2 separate regions of the Homo sapiens genome follow, and region 2 is linked to region 1. Evidence: chromatin contacts called from ENCODE Hi-C or POLR2A ChIA-PET data. All regions are on one chromosome and are shown on one strand. Each heading gives the region's core, a stretch centred on a gene start or an enhancer-like site at or near the end of the contact. The rest is flanking DNA. Distances are from core to core; before and after follow the strand shown.

Region 1 (4,783 bases), core at 1,069-3,568:
CAGACCCCATCTGCTACCATTCCCATTCAAACTCTTCACTCCTCCAGGCCTGGAATGCTCTTCCCCCGTCCCCCAGTGTGGCTTATGTCCCCACCTCACTCTGGTCTTGGCTCCAATGCCACCTCCTTCTGAGGCTCCACTGATCACGCTCACACTGCATACTCTCCCCTCCCTCTCTCCCTCACTCCCTTTCCTGTTTTATTTTTTCCCCAGCACCTTGGTCACATCTGACATAATGTAAATGTTACTGGCTCATTTATTGGTCCACAAGGATGCAGCTCCGTGAAGTTAAGGATTCTGATCTGCTCTTTTCACTTCTCTTTCCCAAGAACGGTGGGAAAACACTGTTCTCCTCGAACAGTGCTGGTACATCACAAGTGCTTAGTGAAAGCTATCAAAAATGAGAGAAAGAGCTGACTCCTGCCTTCCCTGCCTACCTCCCCGCCCAGGCACAGTGATCTTCTCTCTGTTCCTCCAGCAGCCAAGCTCATGCCCACTTCAGCACATTGTACACTTGCTGCTCACTTCTACCTGGAATGCTCTGTGACAGCTACTCCAGCCCAGGCACTCTCACATCAGATCTGAAAGTGTCTCGTTTATTCATGAACCTACCTGTTTATTTTCTGTCTCCACCACTGAAGCAGAATCTCCAGAGCAGGGACCTTGTGCTGTTCACAGAGGCTTCCCTGGTGCTTGCAATGGGCTCAGTATTTAGTAGGTGCTTAATAAATATCTGTTGGAGGTACAACCAATCGAGCTTATGTGGGCCTCAGTTTTCTCGAATATAAAATAAGAAAGGTGAGGCTGGATGAGATAGTTTGCACCTGTAATCACAGCACTTTGGGAGGCCAAAGCAGGCCTAGACCAGCCTTGGAAACACACTGAGACCCCACCTCTACAAAAAATCAAAAAAATTGCCGGTGCAGTGGTGCACACCTATGGTCCCAGCTTCTCTGGAGGCTGCAGCAGAAGGATTGCTTGAACCCAGATGGTCGAGGCTGCAGTGAGTCATGATTGTGTCACTACACTCCAGCCTAGGCAACAGAGTGAAACCTTGTCTCAAAAAAATATTATACACACACACACACACACACACACACACACTATATATATATATATATATATGCCTGCCTTGGCCTCCCAAATGCTGTGATTACAGGTGCAAACCACCTCAGCCAGCCTCAGCTTTCGTATTTTATATTCGAGAAAAGTGAGACCCACATAAGCTGAATCTGTATGTATATATAAAAAAAGAAAGCTGATACTCTAAGATACTCTCTAACTAAGACACTCTAGGTCTCTTTGGGCTCTAAAATGTTGATGGCATATTCTTGTAACATAGTAGAGTTTACAAAGAGCCTTCACATATAACAGCTCGTGCAGAGCCCTGGAGGGTAATTAACACGATTGTAATCATTCAGGTTTTTTGCATCTGAAAAAAATTGCTGACTGTGAGACTGGTCCAAAAAGACAGGTGTTAACCGGTGGAGCTGGGTCTAAATCCACAATTTTCTCAGTGCCGCTACAATGGTAGCAGAATTAAGCAGGATTTTCTAGTCCTTACAAATAGGTTCAAGGCAGCACAAATTTGCGTTTACTTCACACTAATCCAAAAAAGTACTCCATATGAACTTCCAATTGTTTTCCCGAGTTTTCCATGAACACGCTGGTCATCTGAGAATGAACAGTCAATCAATACAGACTTACTGGCTCAGGAGTACCTGACCGTTGAACATGGAGATCTGTGTAAGGAATTGCGTCCTTTGAAGCAGGCATTTGAATCCCTGTTTTCAGCTCGCTGGGTGTATGAAAGAATCTGTCTGAGCTCTACCAGCCCACCTAGGACAGGGCGCCTCGCAGCAGGGCAGGCGCGCTCAGGAAGAGAACGACTTTCTCAGGTTGTGGCCTGAGTGTAGAAAGCTGAGCGAGTTCTGGAGGGCGCCTGGGAAACTCGACCAATGTGCCCAGCTGAGACTCGAGGGTCCCTGTCCCCACCCGCCCTGTCCCGGGCGCCGCTGAAGCGCACGGAGGACAGGGGCAGCCCCGCACTCCCGCAGACCCCCCGGCCCCGGGCCCCGCCTCACCCGTAGGTGGTCAGCAGCGCCTTGTTGACAAGCACGATGAGGAAGGAGCAGGTCCCGTAGAAGAGCGCCGACAGCAGCCGGGCCACCCGCGAGGGCAGCCGCGCCGCGCCGGGCTCCCCGCCAGCGCCCTCGGCCTCGGCCTGGCCGCCGGCCGTCATCTCCTGCGGCCCCGCGGACCCCGCCGCCCGCCAGCCCCGGCTGCGCACTGGTCCCGCCCGGCCGGGCCGGGGAAGAGGGCGCGGCAGGAACAGGAAGAGCCCGGCGCAATCCCAGGTCCCGACCCGCCCCCTGCGAGCGCCCGAGGCCGGCGCGGGAGGACCCTGCGCGCTGGACTTCACCCTGGTTCCAGGCACCTCCTTCGGTCTCCAGGGCCGGCAATGCGCTGGGGAGTTGAAAAGCGCTGCCTTCCTCCAGGCTTTCCTGGAAAGAAACGCTTCAGTAAGTCTCAGGGCTTGTTTTGCTTTTTTTTTTTTTTCCCTACAACTTTTTTGTTTAGTGTATAATTTACATACAATGAAGTGTACACATCTTGCCAGTCCATAGTTTGAGATGAGCTTCGACAAAGGCATCCACAGGAGTAACTACTCAAAACAACATTTCCATCGCCCCAAAAATTCCCCTTGCTGCCCCTTTGAAGTTAACGCCCGCATCTCATCGATGACTATTGCTGTAGGTTAGGTTTGCCTTTTCCGGAATTTCAAATAAACAGGGTGCTTTCTAGAATTTATGAATGAGCATGTGGTCTCAGGGGTTTTCACTCTATGCTTTGGACTCGACCATGTGGTTTGTTTAATCGTTGAATAGTATCACAAATTGTGTATCCATTGGTTGTTTCCAGTTTAGGACCATTAGGAAAAATGCTTCCATGAAAATTCGTGGGCGTTTGTGGGACCTGTGTCTTCATTTCTCTTAAATAAATATCTAGGAGTGGAGTGGCTAGGAGTAAGGTGGGTGAAGCCTTGGGACTTGGGTGTCCTCTGGGTGCTTTGTGGTAGGTGCATTCCTCGCGGAGGGCCGTTTGCCTTCGGGTCAGGTCAGTTGAAGGACAGCTTCCCAGAACCGCCTACCCTTGTCAGTCTTTAAAAAATATGAACTTTTGGCCAGGCGCGGTGGCTCACACATGTAATCCCAGCACTTTGGGAGACCGAGGCGGGCAGATCACGAGGTCAGGAGATCGAGACCATCCTGGCTAACACGGTGAAACCCCGTCTCTACTAAAGATACAAAAAAAATTAGCCGGGCGTGGTGGCGGGCGCCTGTAGTCCCAGCTACTCAGGAGGCTGAGGCAGGAGAATGGCGTGAACCCGGGAGGCAGAGCTTGCAGTGAGGCGAGATCGCGCCACTGCACTCCAGCCTGGGCGACAGAGCAAGCCTCCGTCTCAAAAATATATATATTATATATTTAATATATAATGTATATTATATATATATATATATATGAACTTTTAGCTTCTTAGAAAAGCTTAAGATTTCAAGTTAAATAAAAGTTGGGGCCTAACTATATAGATGCCCAGAGAATTGTTTTTCTACCCTTAGGCACTAAACAACCAGGAGAATGAAAACTGGGAAACATTTTCAGCCCTGATAAGAACTAAAGCAGAACTCGTGAAAATTAGCTAGCATTAAAAAGACCAGAAGTGCCCAAGTTACCCAAAACAAGAAAGAAAAGACATGTTAAGTCCGTTTTAAAAGAGAAAATGAATCCATATTCAAGTTAAACAGGAAATCGGTCATTTTGGTTAATTTCCTCAGAACATTCAATTTTCTTGTGAGTCTCCAAATGTTTTGACTGCAAAAAGAATATTTTAAAGTTATTTTTAATGATGACCTTCATCATAATTGCATTTAGTTTGATTGTATACACATACTTCCAGGACCTTACCTCGCTGTCAAAATCCCATCCTTACCCTGTTTAAACAGCAACTCACACTAAGGAGTTGCTTGTGATATTCTTCTGCACAAGGGTAGGACAGGCTGACCCTTGCCACTGCAAATACACAACTAAAGATCTACCAAAAATAACTGATGAAAAAAGAAAACCAATTTGCTAGACTCTTAGAAAAGTACACAGGCTTTAAATGGATTCTTGAGGAGCTGACCCCAGAGACAACCCATCCTAAATGTAAGTGAAATGAAATCCCTTTTCCTTATTACCCTAATTTAAGGCCTGGAAATGGGGTGGCAATAGTTCAATACTTATCCACAGCAGTATATTTTTAACACTGTAGTAATGAACCCGATGAGGAAGTTAAATATCTATAACCTTAAAAGCCATAATTAAAGTAAGAAAAAGCAATCCACACTGTACTTACAACTACGCAAACATGTACTGAAATAATACTGATGGCTGAACATAAGGCTGTAGGTGATGTTTCTATCTTTTAAATTTTTTTATATCATGGTTATTATATTTTCGATAGGAAAACAAATGATAAAGGCTTTAAGAATGACCGTGTACTTTAAATTTTAAATTAAAATAAATTTTTATTCAAAGCATCTTTTAAAATTACAGCATGTTTATTCTTATGCTGTTAACTCTGCCAAACTACAACTTAGCCATATGAAGCATAAAACACTTCAAAAATTTGAATGTAAACCATTTTTTAAAACAAAAAGCAGTCTTAACACACCTCAAATTTTAGATACCAATGTATTTTTCCAAGTATATAGCTTATATCAAAAAGAACATTTTAAATGTT
Region 2 (4,748 bases), core at 22-2,521, 100 kb after region 1:
TTTGTATATCTTCTCTGGAAAAATGTTCACTCAGATCCTTGCCTTTTTTGGGGGGAGGGTGGTCATTTGTCTCAACTAAAGAGGACTTGTATCTAGAATTCATAAAGCATTCTTTTTTTTTTTTTTAAAGAGACAGTGTCTCATTCTGTTGCCCAAGGTGGAACACAGTGGCCATTCACACGTGTGATCATAGCTCACTGCAGCCTCAGATGCCTGGCCTCAAGCGATCCTCCCACCTCAGCCCCCTGAGTAGCTAGGACTATCGGCATGAGCCACCACGCTTGGCTGTTCATAAAGAATTCTTTATGTATTCTAGATACAAGTCCCTTGTGAGATATATTATTTGTAAATATTTTATCCCATTTTGTGGACTGTCTTTTTACTTTCTTGATGGTGTCCTTTGTAGTATAAAAGTATCTGATGATGTTCAATGTATGTACTTTTGTTGCTTGTTTTTTTGGTGTCATGTGGAAGAAACCATTGCCCAGTCCAGGGTTAAGAAAGTTTCTGCCTAGGTTTTCTGCTAAGAGTTTTATATTTTAGCTCTTGTATTTATGGTGTGAGGTAGGTCTAACTTCATTCTTTCTTTTGGTGTGTGTGGATATCCAGTTGCCCAAGCACCGTTTGTTGAAAATACTTTTCATTCTCCATTGAATTGTCTTTGGCACCACGGTTGGAAAAAAAAAATCAGTTGACCGTAAATGTGAGGGTTTATTTCTGGACTCTGAATTCTTTGCTCTCAATCTATATTTCTGTCTTTTGTTTTCTTTTTAAAACTCATTAAAGAGGATATTTGCAAAAGTATGCATTCATGAGCCACTGCTTTAAAACTTGTTTATGGTTTCCTGTATTTTATTTCAACCCATTGTCCATAATTACCTCATTTTGTCTGTCATGCTGTCTGGAAGGGAGTGCCAGTGGTGAAGTGTGATGTTAATGTCATCAGGATGGTGATGTTCCCATTTTTCAAAGATTGATTTGAACACAGATAGGAAGTATCTTCTGTTGGCAGTGATGACATAAAATGTTGAAAATGAAATATGGAAGCTTGTGAGTCAAAGATTTCCTTACCTTATTTGCATTTGAAATGCAGTACCACAAAAATATGTTGAATTAATGGTTATAACTTTTTCTTTATAAAGTAGACATTTTAGTACCATCAAAAAGTATTCTTTATGATTATATATCTCTTTATAGAGTTCCTGAGTTGGAGGTAGAAGAAGAAACCCAAGTTCAAGAGATGACTTTAGATGAGTGGAAAAATCTTCAAGAACAGACCAGACCAAAGCCTGAGTTTAACATCCGGAAACCAGAATCCACTGTTCCTTCCAAAGCCGTGGTGATTCACAAGTCAAAATACAGAGATGATGTAAGCATTGCATTTCGTATGTAGAGGTAATCTTTACTTTTACCTTACTGGAAGTGAAATGTACCTTTCCACTTCTGTCTTGAAAATGGAACATTAGTAGTTGGCAGTCTTTGTTTCTAATCAGAGATGATGCATGCCTAATTTTACTGTATTGTTCATTAAGAAAAGGAATTGAAACTTGAGGTATTGACAGATGCACAGAGCAGTTAGAGTGACAGTGCATCTTCTGCTCACCCTGGGACTATGCGGGTACTGTACACATACTGTGTATTAACTGTATTTCATTTTTCTCAAGGGAGAGTTACAGATTGTGTCTTGTACAATTCAGAGTTAATCAAAGGAGAACTACACTCTGTGTCCCCTGAGTAGGTTACTTTCAACTCTGTTTCTTGATAAGAGCATTTCACTGAGTAGTTGATGACTTTTTTTTTTTTTTGAGATGGAGTTTCGCTCTTGTTGCCCAGGCTGGAGTGCAGTGGCGCGATCTTGGCTCACCGCAACCTCCGCCTCCCGGGTTCAAGCGATTCTCGTGCCTCAGCCTCCCAAGTAGCTGGGATTACAGGCATGCGCCACCACCCCGGCTAATTTTGTATTTTTAGTAGAGACGGGGCTTTTCCATGTTGGTCAGGCTGGTCTTGAACTCCCGACCTCAGGTGATCCACCAGCCTCAGCCTTCTAAAGTGCTGGGATTACAGGCGTGAGCCACTGCACCTGGCCGAGTAGTTGATGACTTTTTAAACTGTGGTTGAGGTTCCATGCACTTCTGACGCCTTTCCCATGTTGGTTCAGCAGCTTTGCGCCCCCTGCCTAACTGCAGACGTGGCGGGAGATGAGTCCCCGAACGCTTGGCTGCTCGGTCAGGCACTGCCACAGCGGCCAGCGTGCTGCAGGGGTTGCTCAGGGAGCTCCTCCGTGTTGTGAGGCCTTATTGCTCACGGCTTACGTCCAGCTCTTCTCAGAAGCTTCAGTTTTGCAGGGAGAGGTTTCGGGGAAACATCTAGCAGCATATGTTGATAGGGATGCCATGGGGTCATCAAGTCCCCGACTTGTTACTGAACTTAAGGCTAGGTCCACTGAAGCATTCCCATTATGGGATTTAGAATCTGTATCATTCCATCTACAGCTTGATACCAGTCACTATTTCGAGGTGGGAGTGAGCAGGTAGCAGGTTCTTCCTCTCTGTGGGGTATTAGTTATTGATTTTCATGTGGAATCTCAGGAATGTTATGCTATTGTAGAGTTGTCATTTACACTTTGGTTAGTTTCATTTTCTGAGTGAGTACTTTGATTAGGTGTCATTTAAGATACAGGGTTCTTGGGAGGCCAAGGCAGGTGGATCACCTGAGGTCAGGAGTTCGAGACCAGCCTAGCCAACATAGTGAAACCCTGTCTCTACTAAAAATACAAAAACTAGCCGGGCGGTTGGCGGGTGCCTGTAGTCCCAGCTACTCGGGAGGCTGAGGCAGGAGAATCGCTTGAACCCGGGAAGCAGAGGTTGCAGCAAGCCGAGATCACGCCATTGCACTCCAGCCTGGGCAACAAAGTGAGACTTCGTCTCCAAACAAAACAAAAAAAAAGATACAGGATTCTCTCCCATCCTCTTGTTTTGGTCAGTCCAAGCTGTAGGAGGCCTTACTGAGTTTTGAGCTGTTCCACAAGAAATGGCTTTTTGTAGACATAGGCGGCCGGAGCTTTATTTCCCTGGCAATCTCTGGGAGGTGTTTTCTAACTCCATTAGCAAGCTGGGTTGGTTCTTAACCTGTCCACTTCCTTTGTTCTTTTTTGTTCTAGGCATTGTAAATAAAAATTTCTCTAAAACAAATGTGCTGTCAGGATTGAAATATGCAGCTGACATGTTAGGTAAAAATAGAAGCTGCTCTTTCTTAATCCACACCAGATTTGTCCTCCCGGGCTCCAGAGGTCTCCCAGAATATTTGAAGCAAGTGGGTTAGCTGAGTCATCAAGCCTGGTCTCAGTGAAGCACACATCTTGGTCCTTGTTAATCTTGGAGGATTGAAGATTTTAGCTAGGAATTGTTCTTAAAGCAACACAAGCCAGATCTTGGGTTCATCAGTTTACTTTGTTCTGGACACCTGAAGAGGCAGAAGCACTAGAATACCTAGCAAAGTTCAGACCTAGTAACAACCTCGCGTAAGGCACTGGGCGGTGAAAGCACTTGGGCCAGGGCCAGCTGGAGCTGCAAGTGGAGCCCAAGCCTTAGACTGTGTCCACTCCCTGCTCCACTGCCCCGAGGCCCTTCCTGCCCCTTCCTGCAGTGGGAGGCGACTCAGAGCAGGGACCCCAGGGAGACCTTACCAGCGCTTCCCTGCTGAGTGCCAAACAAGGCAAGGGTTGAGTATTTTGCCTGTTACTATTTTTTGTGTGTATCTTTTTACAGAATGCCAGTGCTCCTGGACTGTTTTTCTTCACCTTTTTAGCATTAAGCATCCAACTACCTAAAGCCTCTGCTTTATTTTAACCTGAGACCTCAAAGGGGACACAAATGTTAAACATGAAGGCTGTCATGAGCATATGGCCTAAAGGTGTTGATATGCTCGTGGAAACTTTGCTCCATTTCCTGGTTGTAGGAATGTTTAATGTTGTAGCACTTTGGAGATTCTCATCTGAAATCACTGACATATCTTCCTTTCTGTAGGTTTTTACTTTACTTAAAGTGGGGTTTTTGTGTGTGTGTGTGTGTGATACCCATTATTATGAGTTGAAGCCAAATCAAATTTGGATCAGATTTAATTAATTTATTTAATATAGCTGTCACAAGAGATAGAATTTTAATGAAAGCAGTTCTTAAAAAGCAGCTTGACTTCTTTGTGCAGTGTTGGTAGAACACTCAGGTAACCATACTCTTGTTTTTATAAAGTTTCTCTATATTTTGAGTCAGAATTGTTTATTATAAATCATGTGATTTTTAGCACATGGTATTATAATCAGCACCCATGCTGAAAGGAATTTCTCTGTTAAGTTCTGTTCTGGGAAGGGGATATTTCCTTATTTATCAAAGCATTTGTGAACAGATAAGACAGAAAATAAGCAGAAATGAAAACTTTTTTATCTCAGCAAAATACACTTAGATATAAAACATGTATATTGTTTGCTATTATTAGTCATGCCAAATCTTATATCTTAACCTGCTCAGCTGATAGAAATTTGGTCCCACTTGAAATCATAATAAGTTCAAAGATGTTTGGATTAAGATTGTAATTGCAAGAATGTGGGACTCTAGAACATACAGAACTCACTGTCTTAGAATCAGAACAGCAGTGCTGTCTTCCTTTGTCCAGCTCTGCAGCCCAGGGCCAGAGACAAATCCAGAGAATGGCTCTGACTAGCCCCTGATGGTGTTTTAGCTCCTGTGTAGCAC

What was found. Hi-C counts contacts between places; a loop is a spot of excess contacts on that map. ChIA-PET counts read pairs that join two places held with the same protein, here RNA polymerase II (POLR2A). Pooled maps may share reads with other maps.
Region 2: a pooled map shows a loop between it and region 1 (2.5-fold over the local background). The contact joins the enhancer-like site here to the promoter of SLC35D2 in region 1. A Hi-C loop is called at or near these places in 2 of 50 pooled maps. POLR2A ChIA-PET finds 5 or more read pairs at or near these places in 6 of 52 experiments (Panc1, activated CD4-positive, alpha-beta T cell, activated CD8-positive, alpha-beta memory T cell and 2 more).

The regions. Positions count from the first base shown.
Region 1 is chr9:96,381,393-96,386,175 of GRCh38, forward strand. It overlaps SLC35D2 (solute carrier family 35 member D2), which reads right to left and starts at 2,319. Exons shown (of 12, transcript NM_007001.3): 1 at 2,085-2,319. The coding sequence starts at 2,242. It overlaps SLC35D2-HSD17B3 (SLC35D2-HSD17B3 readthrough), which reads right to left and starts at 2,319. Exons shown (of 26, transcript NR_182427.1): 1 at 2,085-2,319. ZNF367 (zinc finger protein 367) reads right to left here. Exons shown (of 5, transcript NM_153695.4): 5 at 4,549-4,783. RefSeq lists silencers at 1,918-1,967, 1,978-2,307.
Region 2 is chr9:96,483,265-96,488,012 of GRCh38, forward strand. It overlaps HABP4 (hyaluronan binding protein 4), which reads left to right. Exons shown (of 8, transcript NM_014282.4): 6 at 1,198-1,369. Among named protein-coding and RNA genes, the nearest start is that of HABP4, 35 kb to the left of the region's middle. Within about 2 kb of position 1,272, at least 2 of the 41 ENCODE cell types and tissues checked have a DNase peak (open chromatin) inside an H3K27ac peak, as active enhancers do.